2 separate regions of the Homo sapiens genome follow, and region 1 is linked to region 2. Evidence: read pairs that join two places in POLR2A ChIA-PET (ENCODE). Cell type or tissue: PC-3. All regions are shown on one strand. Each heading gives the region's core, and the rest is flanking DNA. Links, peaks and the distances in the headings are about the cores only.

What was found. ChIA-PET counts read pairs that join two places held together with the same protein. Peaks named below come from ENCODE experiments on the same cell type or tissue, not always from the same donor. Only the 100,000 strongest peaks of a DNase experiment are listed, where the experiment ranks them.
Region 1: POLR2A ChIA-PET joins it to region 2 with 5 read pairs; 2 of 35 experiments call an interaction of 5 or more read pairs at or near these places.

The regions. Positions count from the first base shown.
Region 1 is chr2:19,213,644-19,219,329 of GRCh38, reverse strand. No RefSeq gene overlaps it. Among named protein-coding and RNA genes, the nearest start is that of MIR4757, 130 kb to the left of the region's middle. In PC-3, for the core only: no CTCF peak of the experiment used is centred there; no DNase peak of the experiment used is centred there.
Region 2 is chr2:19,102,215-19,107,900 of GRCh38, reverse strand. No RefSeq gene overlaps it. Among named protein-coding and RNA genes, the nearest start is that of LINC01376, 78 kb to the right of the region's middle. In PC-3, for the core only: no CTCF peak of the experiment used is centred there; a DNase peak (open chromatin) is centred at 3,120; H3K4me3 peaks cover 433 bases; H3K27ac peaks cover 1,695 bases.

The DNA.
Region 1 (5,686 bases), core at 630-4,629, 110 kb before region 2:
TGAAGATAAGCTTGACTTGGTAACTTATTTCTAACAAATAGAATATGGAAAAAGTGACGTGATGTCACTTTCAGGATTAGGTTATTATGAAAGAATGTGACTTTCTACCTGCTAACCCTGTCTCTTCACCTCTTCTTGTGAGCTTGCTCTGATGAAGCAAGCCGCCATGTCATGACCTTCCCTGTGGAAAGGACCATGTGGCTAAGAACAGAAGGTGGTCTCTGGCCACCAGCCAGAGAATAATTGAGTGCCTCATCATAACAGTGCACAAGCAACTGAATTTTACTGACATCAATGTAATGAGCTTCGAAGCAGATTCTTCCTCACACAAGCTTTCAGGTGATACCACAGGCATGGCAGACACCTTAATTGCAGCCTGTGAGAGACTGAAGCAGAGGGCCCCGATACACTGCACCCATACTTATGATCCACAGAAATTGTGAGATAATGAATATGGGTTGTTTTAAGTCTTTGAGTTTTGGTGTAACTTGTTATGCAGCAATGGATATTGTATTAGGGTTCTCCAGAGAAACAGAACCAAGAGGATGTGATTACATACACACACACACACACACACACACACACACACACACACGAATATGATTTGTTATAAGGAATTGGTTCATGCAATTATGGAGGCTGGTGAGTACAAAGTCTTCAGTGTGGGCCAGCAGGCTACAGATCTAGCATTGCTGATAGTGGAGTTCCAGTCTGAAAGCCAGCAGGCAGAGACCTGACAGATGAAGACGGTGCAGATGAAGGTGGATACACAGATGGAGTCCAAAGACAGGCTGCTGGAGAATTCCCTCTTGCTTAGGAAGACCCACTTTTTTGTTCCATTCAGGATTTCAATCAATTGAATGAGGACTGCCCACATGATGGAGGAAATTTGCTTACTCACAGTTCACTTATTTAAATGATAATCTCATCCAGAAACACTCTCCAAGTTGACGCATAAAATTAGCCATCACAGATGTGAAGCTAGATCTTATAGGTGTCTTTTAGTGAAGCTGGGACACAACGCCCTGGGCAAGAGAGAGAGCACATTTCAGTTCTACAGCAGGCTGTAGTTTTAAAGAACCAGTGTTCCAGGAAGGAGGGTCTGACAGTGTTGTGTGAAGTTCAGAAACACAAGCCTCTGACCCCAGCAAAAGATGAGCTAAAAAGTCTAGTGACCACTCTAAGAAGAACCTCCTTACCATGTTGCAAACTATCTGAGGAGCAACAAGATTCAGGTCATCCAGTTTTCTTCTTAGTTATAAAATTAGTTATAGCTCAGCTCTCAGGTCATGGCAGATGATTTCAACAAATTGTTAAGAGAGCATATATACATGGAATGCCCACTTAGATATGAAAGAGCATATTACTAGCATTACTAGCCTTCCAGAAATCCATTGTATATCCTTACCTGGTCATAACTTTCTATCTTCCATGAGTTTTTATTAGATATTTCATAACCAATAAAATTTGGAGAGTATTCATTAAACTTCATGACTATGAATGTCAGTGGAACACAGAATGTGTATTGATTATTCTAGCTGTTTTAAGATGTTCCTTCTTAGCTAGATTCATTTTTTAGGAGTAAGGCTCTTGTTTCATTCTCTTTGGGGGAACCCATAGCCTTAAGCACAGGAACGATCATCTCATATGTGCCCTGACGGTACCCACAGGTGGCTGTGTGACAAGTGGGTAATGAGAGCAGTGTCCAAGCTCAGATGGAGATTTTCAGGAGGTAGGATGTTTTGGTGAGAGAATACATATACAGCTGGGCCCAAAGATCCCTCAGGGTCTTAGGTCTTTAGGGAAAATTGTCTAGCAGTAAAGAAAGAACTGTGAGCAGCCAGCCTAAAGCTGTATCTTGTATAGACAGAATTGGAATCATTGGAACTCAGACTTTCATAACTGTTTAAAGATAACAGCTGGTTTTAAGTGCTAAAATGTTCAGCAGCTAGGTTTGTGGCTATATTATGAAAGTTAACAGGCATCTGTACCAGAGTTTGCTTTAATTGGAGCTGTGTGTACATGCAAAGAGAGAGACAGAGAGAGAGAGAGAGATTGATTTAAACATAAGAGGCAGTTCTGAAGGTCACATAAGTGTAGTGGGAGCCTACTGTCCTGACTGCAGTATTTTACCAGGCGATGAAATTCTAGGCTTCATGGAAAATAGAATCTGAATTTCTTCTATAAATTGTAAGTGTTTGTTTCATTGTGGCCTGCTGGCACTAGGATTTGGTCTGTCAAGGGTATAATAAAAATGAACACAATGCCAAGAAAAACAAATGCTAAACAGGAGCCTGAGCAGGCTAAAATATGCAAACAAGCCAAGGGATCCCATCCCAGCAGCAGGGTAGGGAGCTTGGGGTGTTCAGGAGAGAGGAGCTCATTGGAGTGGAGTCAGTGGTATGATTGCAGCTTGCATGGTGAGGAAACTTGCACATCAGTCAGTGAGGCTCTTGGTGCATGTGTCCACCTGCAGGATTAGTTGAGATTAATGTGCATTGAAGTCCAGTTTCATCCTAAAGTTTCCAAGTGGAATCAGATTCCGATGCCAAGTTGCCTCAAAACAGATGGGCAAGACTTTTCCATGGAGAAAGAGCACCAAGGTGAAATGCCACATGTCAGGAGAAGGTATTTCAAACTTAATTCACAACAGGCAGAAACAATATAGAAGAATAAACTGGCCTGCAGAAATTTCTGGTGTGAATATTGAGAAGGAACCCAAAGTTCTGTTCTTAGAGAGATGATGCTCTCTGTCTGCTCTCTCAGGTTTCCAAAGTTCACCTGTTGTGAAATGCTAGCATTTGTTGCTGGAAATTGACACCGAAGAATGTTTTCACCCTCTGCAAAAAAACCACTGTTTTTATGAATTCAGTGTGAGACCAAATATGTCATCGCTTTTACTCAATGTTACAAAAAGGAGAATTTTTTCAGCTGTCTTTATTGGAACAGAGTGTGTTTTCACACTACTTTGTGTCAGTGTCTCCCATTTTAAGCTCTTGTTTTTATTGGATACTTCAAAATTTTCAGCCCAAACTGCACATATCCCAAACCCACTAGCTTATAGGCCAGATGACTGGGCCAGGGAATAGCCACTTATTCCCAGATTTACGTCAAAACTGATCGAAGTGAAGATCTAAACACACCACCTGCATAGTCTTCAGTCTTAGTTTGCTGGGACCCAGTTCATTCCCAAGTGTGGTTATAACTATAGGCTCCATTTTCATTAAATTCCAATACGTGTTATTTAGAACCTAAAAAAAGACTTTTCATCCCTCTGAATCCCTAATACGTGTGGTTTAGCATCACCAACTCTGCAAATCTGTCCTGTGACCACAAATGGAAGAAGGAACAGGTAGTGTTCACATGTGTGGAGGAGGAGATGCAGAAGAGATGGTGGCATGGACAGTATTTTGACATAGATGTTCAAAGAAAAAGAGTGTTAGAAATGTTGCTAAACGCCGGGCACAGTGGCTCATGCCTGTAATCCCAGCACTTTTAGAGGCGGAGGCGGGCAGATCACCTGAGGTCGGGAGTTCGAGACCAGCCCGGCCAACATGGTGAAACCACATCTCTACTAAAAATACAAAAATTAGCTGGGCGTGGTGGTGGCACCTGTAATATAGCTACTTGGGAGGCTGAGGCAGGAGAATCGCTTGAACCTGGAAGACAGAGGTTGCAGTGAGCCGAGGCTGTGCCATTGCACGCCAGCCTGGGTGACAAGAGCAAAACTCTGTCTCAAAAAATAAATAAATAAATAAATAAATAAAAATAAAAAAGGAATGTTGCTAGGACAAGTGAATGACTGGCAGAATGCCAAATGGAAATTACTACAAAATTTCATATGTACTCTAAACTCTAAAATAATTACAGATAGATTAATAAATGTAATATATAAAACCATAGACATCTTCCCTGCCCTGGAATTCATAATTTATAACTATTATGCATAATTACTAATTCTTAAAAACTATACACTTGTTAAAGGCAAGTATGGTACAATGAAAACTGGTCTTAGCTTTAGAAAATGTGGATTCTAATCTAACTTTATTATTTGTTAGCTGTGAAACTTCAGGTAAGTGACTTCACTTCTCTGTGTTTTAGTTTCCTCAGTAGTAAAACGGAGATAGCAGTAGTCACCTTGTAGCCATTGATATGATGACTCAATGATATAACCTGTGAGAAAGCATTTAGCACTGTGCCAGGCACATATAAGGCATTTAATAAATGTTATAAAAATGAACGAAAGTATGAAGTTGGCACTTATACGTGAGGTTAATATGGGATAAATATGTATGAATGGGAAAAGAACATATTTGAAAGTGGAATATTATGGCTGGGAATGTGGGCACAGTGATGGCTGAAAGTAAACAGAGCACGTGGCTTTTCAGAATGACTGTGCCTTTTGAGGGTGGAGATTATTCACCATGCTGTGTTTCCTTTCGTTCCTGGGGGCTGTTCCTTCATCTCAATCCACAGTGTGATAAACAGATGAATCTCTTTGAATGGAGTAAGCCAAGACATAACTGAACCCAAGCAAAATGACTCTTCAGCAGGGTTGGATTCCTCTGTTTTAAAAACATTCCAATGGCAGTATCTGGAATAGGCAAAGGGAAGATAGAAAGGTGGTCTCAAAGTGATGGCCAGCCCTGGTCACTCCTGTTTACCTCCCATTAATGATCTTTCTGGCCTGCTGCAAACAGCAGAGCACTAAGACGTCTTTCATCATGGAAGACTGAGGTCAGAGGTTCAAGGAGAGTAGCAGCTATTCAGTATTATATCGTGTAAGGGAGGCCAATATTTAAGGGAGGGACCTCTGCCTACTATACATTTGTTTTCACCATCAGTAACTTACCAAGCTCTGTCCTACCCACTTGTTCAGTTTGGAGATTCAACATTTATTTCTTTGGCCTTGGGTTGCTAGATTTTACTTGATAGATATCTTCAGTGTGCAAGACCCACTGTTATAACTGAGAGAAACTAATTAGCAATTCATTTCTGGCCTCAATTTGCACACACACTGCTCCTTTCACTGGAGTTTTGCCACTTTCTTTAAAGGTAAATTAAACTTAGCAAACTTTATCACGCGCCAGCTTGTGGAGGGCTCTGCTGTACACATGGTAGGCGATGACGAGGCACAGAGCTTGACCTCGATTCTCTCCTTAGAGTATGCAGTCTCATGAGAGATGTTTGGTTTCTTTCACGAGGCAGCTTGGTGGAAAAGCTTTCCATGAAGTGGTATAAGGGCTGCAGTCTACCAATGAGGAAACTGAGGCAGAACAAAAGAGGAGGCAAAGTCATTGCCAGAGAAAAGATGCTGAACATTATTTCAGACCTGTAAGTAAGACTGAGAGTGGAGGGAGGGGCAACTTACAAAGCTCAGGAGTCAGAAGGCAAAAGTGACAGGAGCTAGAATTCCCTTTTATGCAACCCTTGTATGTGTTCCAGGGAGATGTTAGGTGGCTGAATGAGGAATACAACATATTTTACCTGTGAAATGTTAAATAACTTTATTTTAGGACAATAATAGATCAGTTGTTCAGAAGTTATATTTTTATATTGGTAATTCCTAGATGATTTGTACAGACCAACATTCCTTCGGAAACTTTAGAAAGGGACAGATTCCTTGGAGTTTTAGAGATGAGGGAAGGCTTTCTGGAGGAGATTGAATTTGAACTTGGTCTTGAAC
Region 2 (5,686 bases), core at 657-4,656:
AAACAAATTATCCAGTTCTTGGTATGTGATGAGTGTGTGTTTGTGTGTGTGTGTGTATGTGTGTCATGGGGCAAGGCGTCCCTGCATGTGTGTGCATGTGTCAATGTCAATGCATATGTGTGCACTGTCACCTGTATTACTGCTATAATTAATATACAAAAATTCTCAGTTTTGATGCCTCTTAGACCCAAAGTGTAAGAGGAAAACACCTCCTAGGGATATCTTTGGTTCCGATTTCTCTACAACTTTCCCACAATCTGTCCTATAATCAGTTCAACTTAGGAATTATTTTTACTTTCAGACGCATCTTTTCTGTCTTCTAACTTAGATTTATCAATAGATGATATGCTCACATTATTTTTGCTACTTGAAGCATAATTTAAATGACTAATCTCCAAATATTAGACTTCCCTTTCTTATCCTCCCAAGAATATATTGTAGTTAACACTTAATCTTGAAACAAAGAAACAAATAAAAGCTGTGCTGAGAAACACAAAACCAACTCAAAAACTGCCTGGTGAATGACTCCCTGACAGCTTTTTCTTTAGCTACGTGGTGGTAGCAGGTGTTTGGTCTGGATAACCAGGGAGTTCCCATACGTTATGCTAGTTTTCAATGTAGCTTCCAAACACGACTTTATGCTAATATCCAGGTAGATTGTAGCCAATGTCAGTGTCTTCCAGTTGCTCTGCCCAAGTGAAGCAGAGGCGTTCATTCCAGACCATTTCTCTGTGTTCCCGTCCATCCAGCTCCAGCCAGGGAGCTAGGCTGATTTTGAGGACAAACTACTGGCAATTGGCTTTCTGACTTCTGCAGTAATGCTTTTCTAACTATTTGTGCTTGGACCTTTTCTCTATTCAGTTAACTAACACATTCTGCCTAAAATAATCATCCTAACATTATTCTGTTTTTCCTGCTCACCCAAAATCTTCAGGTACCATCAAATCCATTAATTAGCCATATGCCACCTATGTATTAAGACTAGAATTGCCTTCTATTAGGAGAACATTAGCATACACTATGCTATTTTATCCACCAGTCTTGTGAGTTAGGCATTGGCTTCATACATATTTTAAAGAAAAAGAAAAAGCCATCAGCTAAAGCAGGCTCTGGACTCCATTTTATATCACCTTCTGTAAGATCCTCCACTGAGTTACAGCAAAGATGGAGAGGGAGGGCAAAGGTGTCCACTGAAGAACAAAAGAGCATGGGATAGGGGCTGTGTTGAGATCTTTCAGCATCCCAAGGGTAGCTCTGCATTGAGAAATTTTTGCAAGTTTGAGGACATGTGTTACTAACAGACACAGATGGGTAATGGCCTTGATGAGTGTGTAAACATCTAGAAGTGAGAAGTAAAAGCATACTCTAAGTTGGAGTCTGTACAGCACTAGATCATGTGCAGTTTGTTGTCAGAGTTTTAAGTTACAAGATTGAAGCATGAACTATTTTCTAGGCCTTCTTGCCGAGAACTAGGAAAGGAAATTAGGATGAAGCAGGGCTGCCTAATGTCCTGAGCTGTACCCTGTGAGTTCCTGAAGGGCTCTCCATTCCTGTGATGACAGATGCAATAGCTACATCCAACCAAGGCCGTCCTGGGGAGAACCATAGGCAGACAAGGTAACACAATGCTTAATAGCATGGGTTCAAATCCTGGCTCTGCCTCTTCCAAGGGATATGACTGCGCAGGTGAATCAACTTGTCTGGGCTTCCATTTCTTCCTCTATAAAATGTAAATAATAACCCGCTCAGGGAGTGTAATGAAGACTAAATCAGGTAATCTCTGTTAAGAACTAAGCAGAGCAATTGACATTACATGTTCAATTAATAGTTATTGAAAAACATTTTAAAATAATTTTAGATTCTATCTTAGATTCAGGGGATACATGTGCAGGTTGGTTTCTTGGGTATATTGTGGGATGCTGAGGTTTAGGGTATAATTGATCACATTAACCAAGTACTGAGCTTCGTACCCAATAATTAGTTTTTCAGCCCTTGCCTCATCCCTTTCTCCACCCTCTAGTAGTCCCCAGTGTCTACTGTTTCCATCTTTATGCCATGAATATCCATTGTTTAGCTCCCGCTTAAAGTAAGAACATGTGGTATTTGGTTTTCTGTTCCTGCATTAATTCACCAAGGATAATGGCCCCCAGGTGTATCCATATTGCTGCAAAGGACATGTATTTATTCTTTTTCATGACTACATAGTATTTCATCATGTAAATGTACCACATTTTCTTTATCCAGCCCACCATTGATGAACACACAGGTCGATTCCATGTCTTTGTTATTGTGAATAGTGCTGTGATGAACATGTGAGTGCATGTGTATTTTTGGTAGAATGATATATTTTCTTTTGAATATATACCCAGTGATGGGATTTCTCATTCAAATGGTAGTTCTGTTTTGAGTTCTTTGAGAAATCTTCAAGCTGCTTTCCACAGTGACTGAGCTAATTTACATTTTCACCAAAATTGTATAAGCTTTCCCTTTTCTCTTGCAGCCTTGCCAGCATGTGTTGTTGTGTTTTGAAAAACATTTTTAAAAGGCTGCCATATTTTACCACTGATGTACTCTTCTCTCATCCTGACTTAGGCTAGGGAGATGCTTTGGGAGACTTCACTTTGGTCTCTCATTCCTGGCCTACACACAGAAGTACACAGAACTGTCTCAGGCAAAACTGGTTGAAGCGGCAGTGGTCCTTTTTTTACAAGTTAGGAATTTGTTGGCTGGTATGGCTGGGAAAGACATGACTGCCTTGCAGAAAAAAGAAGCACTCAGGAGCCAGCATCCCTGGGCTGGACTCTGGGTCCTGAGGAGACAGGGATTTCCTCCACTGCTGTCTCTCATTTCTGCTGCCCCTGGTGTACTGGCCTTACTGTCTCCAATTGTAGGTGGGCTTTCTCCCCAGAGGAGGGAATGTGTTCATAGGTAGCCTCACATCAACAATTCTTGCAGAAGACAAAATAGGGTGTGATTTTTGATAATGAATTATTCAAGGTCCCAAAAAGAAAGTGGATGACTCTTTTCAACCAGAGTGATAAAAGGAAGGTTTAGTAAAGGAGCTATTTACAAAGGTGTGTGCAGGACGTAGGTAGGGTGACTCACCATCCAGTTTGCCCAAGACTGTTTTAGTACTGAGAGCCCTCTCATCCGAATGAGAGGATTTCACAACACTCCATTTCTGCGAAAAGTAGGGTGAGTGGCCATTCTAGGTAAGAAAAACACAAGAGGCTATGCACAAGAGGCTAGTAACAGCAGGGTTGTGGCCACCCCTACTCCTCAATTGACAAACGGAGGGAGCAGTTAATGGAACTTGGGAGGAGTGTGTTGTATTGAGGGGCCCACTGCAAGGAGCACTGGTCTTTGGTGAGGGACCCAAGCAGCCTAAGGCAGCCCTGAAAGAAGGAAGTCAGGGAGATAAAAGCCCTGAACTTGCTTTCCTTCTTTTCTCCCATCTTCAAGAGTTTCAATTTCAAATCAAAGAACATGCTGGAGTGTTGTCATGAAAAGCAGATTCAAAACTGGTCACTTAGTTCACTCATTTTACACCAGTTTAATGAATACCAGTAGGTCAAGTTCTATATTATGTGCTGGTGTTTAAACAAAGGCACCTATACCAGGAGCTAAGGTGGGGAACATGGAGCCCAAGATAGAGGTGGCTGTAGTGAAGAATAGGTGCATGGTATGATGGGTGAGGCCAGGTGGATTAGGCACCACTGAGGAAGAAATATCTGGAATTTATAGCTCTGGGTCCCTGGGATTATCTTCAGAAATGGTGTTTTGTGCATGTATTTCTTTTTAAGGTCTATACTCTGTTCCTGGGGCCATGACCTTCTTCTAATTCAAGATGCAGGCTGCCTCAGAACATAGCAACCAATGAGATTATTGCTTGTTGCTATCATCAATAGAATGCGTTAAGATTATATCTTGACTCCCAATATGTAATTACTACTGACACCCACTTCCTAACTCCCTCAGGATAGGTATGTTTTATATATTATATCATGTAATTTTCATGAAAAATTATGATAAACATATTTTCCTGGTTTAAGAGGCTCAGGGACTGGGTAATTTTTCCAAAGTTGTACCTAAACAAGGACAGGAATCCAGGACTGATTACCCCTCACATTCCTTCTCTTTTCATTGTATCAGCTCAACTCATTTAATTCATGCAAGATATAGATAAATACTATGCTAGGGTCCTGTTTGAATTTCTATGGCAGAAAAAGACAGAACCTGTGACATGACCCTATATCTGCTATGTAATTGATCAGGCAAGTATTAGTGAAAGGAACTACAGGATGTGGTAGGTCACCATGCAGCACATGGCCATTTCTGTGGCTGGAGCAATAGCAGGGGGTGTAATGGCATTCTCCTCCTGCAGTGCACCCCAGATGTCAGCACAAAGTAGGCAATTCCTGCAAACAGTCCCCTGGAGCCAGGGCCGAGGTCCTTGATTGTGGCTATCCTTCTCCTGCTAATGACTTTTTCAAGCTACTTTCCCTCTCTCTACCTCTGTTCCCTGATTGCTGGGGGCTTTTCCAACTCTTTTGCTCAACCTCATTAAGAAATGCATGGATATATTTTTCTATACCAGCATTTAAGTATTTCCCCCATGATCCGTAGGAATGGTTTCCTGGAAAGACTTTGCATGGATTTTCCACTGCCTGCTGCCCTTACTAGCACTTGGGAAACTGCTATTTTTTTCTTCCTGGTTGCATTTGCCACTTACCCTACTGAAAACAGAAATTAAGACTTTAGACAGCTGCTTACTACATAAAATTTTCAAATAAAATATTCCTATTATATTCTCTTAGGGAAAAAGTTCACTCGATTAGATTAGCAAAACTAACATAAATATGAAGTAATGCCAGTGGCTGCTTGCAGAAGGTGTTTTTAACTTTCCATTTGACTTAAGCGTCCAGTGCATTGAGGTGTCTGTGACACTCTGTTCTGTGTCACATTTGTGAGCAGGATGATGTTGTAATGCTCCCGTAATGGCTAATATTATGTTAATGGAGATGGATGCCAATGTGTACACATATATATTTAGTCAGGTGGAGGCATTCCCAACTTGTAATGTAATCTGTGTGGTTTAAGAATTCACACATAAAAATGGAACAAGGAGGATTCAGCTGTGATTCTGGACTCTGCCTTTGCCCTTGTAGGAATATTTGACATTATTCTCTCACAATGGCCATTTTTCACTCTCTTGAGGAGAAAACAAAAATACTCCAACTAAATTAATGAATGTTTAGAACTCCAGTTCAGTCTTTCAAAAGGTCTAGGATGGTGCTGGGGAGGTGAAGTTGTCTGTGAGGTGGGATGGCAGGTCACTTCTCCTGGATGTGGTCTACTTGGTCACAGCCACATGACACTGAGCAAAAGGGGTAAGTGGGACAATACCAGGATAATCCAGGGGATTAACCTACCTCCTTCACCTGTGTAAGCAAGAACAGAAAGATAAAGGATCAGGAGTAAAAGACTTACCTCTGCTGCAGACTTCTTAGGTGGCTTTGGAGGAATCACTAAACTTCTCAATTTTCTCATCTATCAAAAACTTGGGACCCTCTGCTGTGGCCTTCCTCTGAGTTGTTCAAATAAAACAATTCTGTGAAAGTGCTGGTATCAATGAAATGATTTACAAAATGATGGGATTATGTAAAACAGTGACTGAAGTGGATAA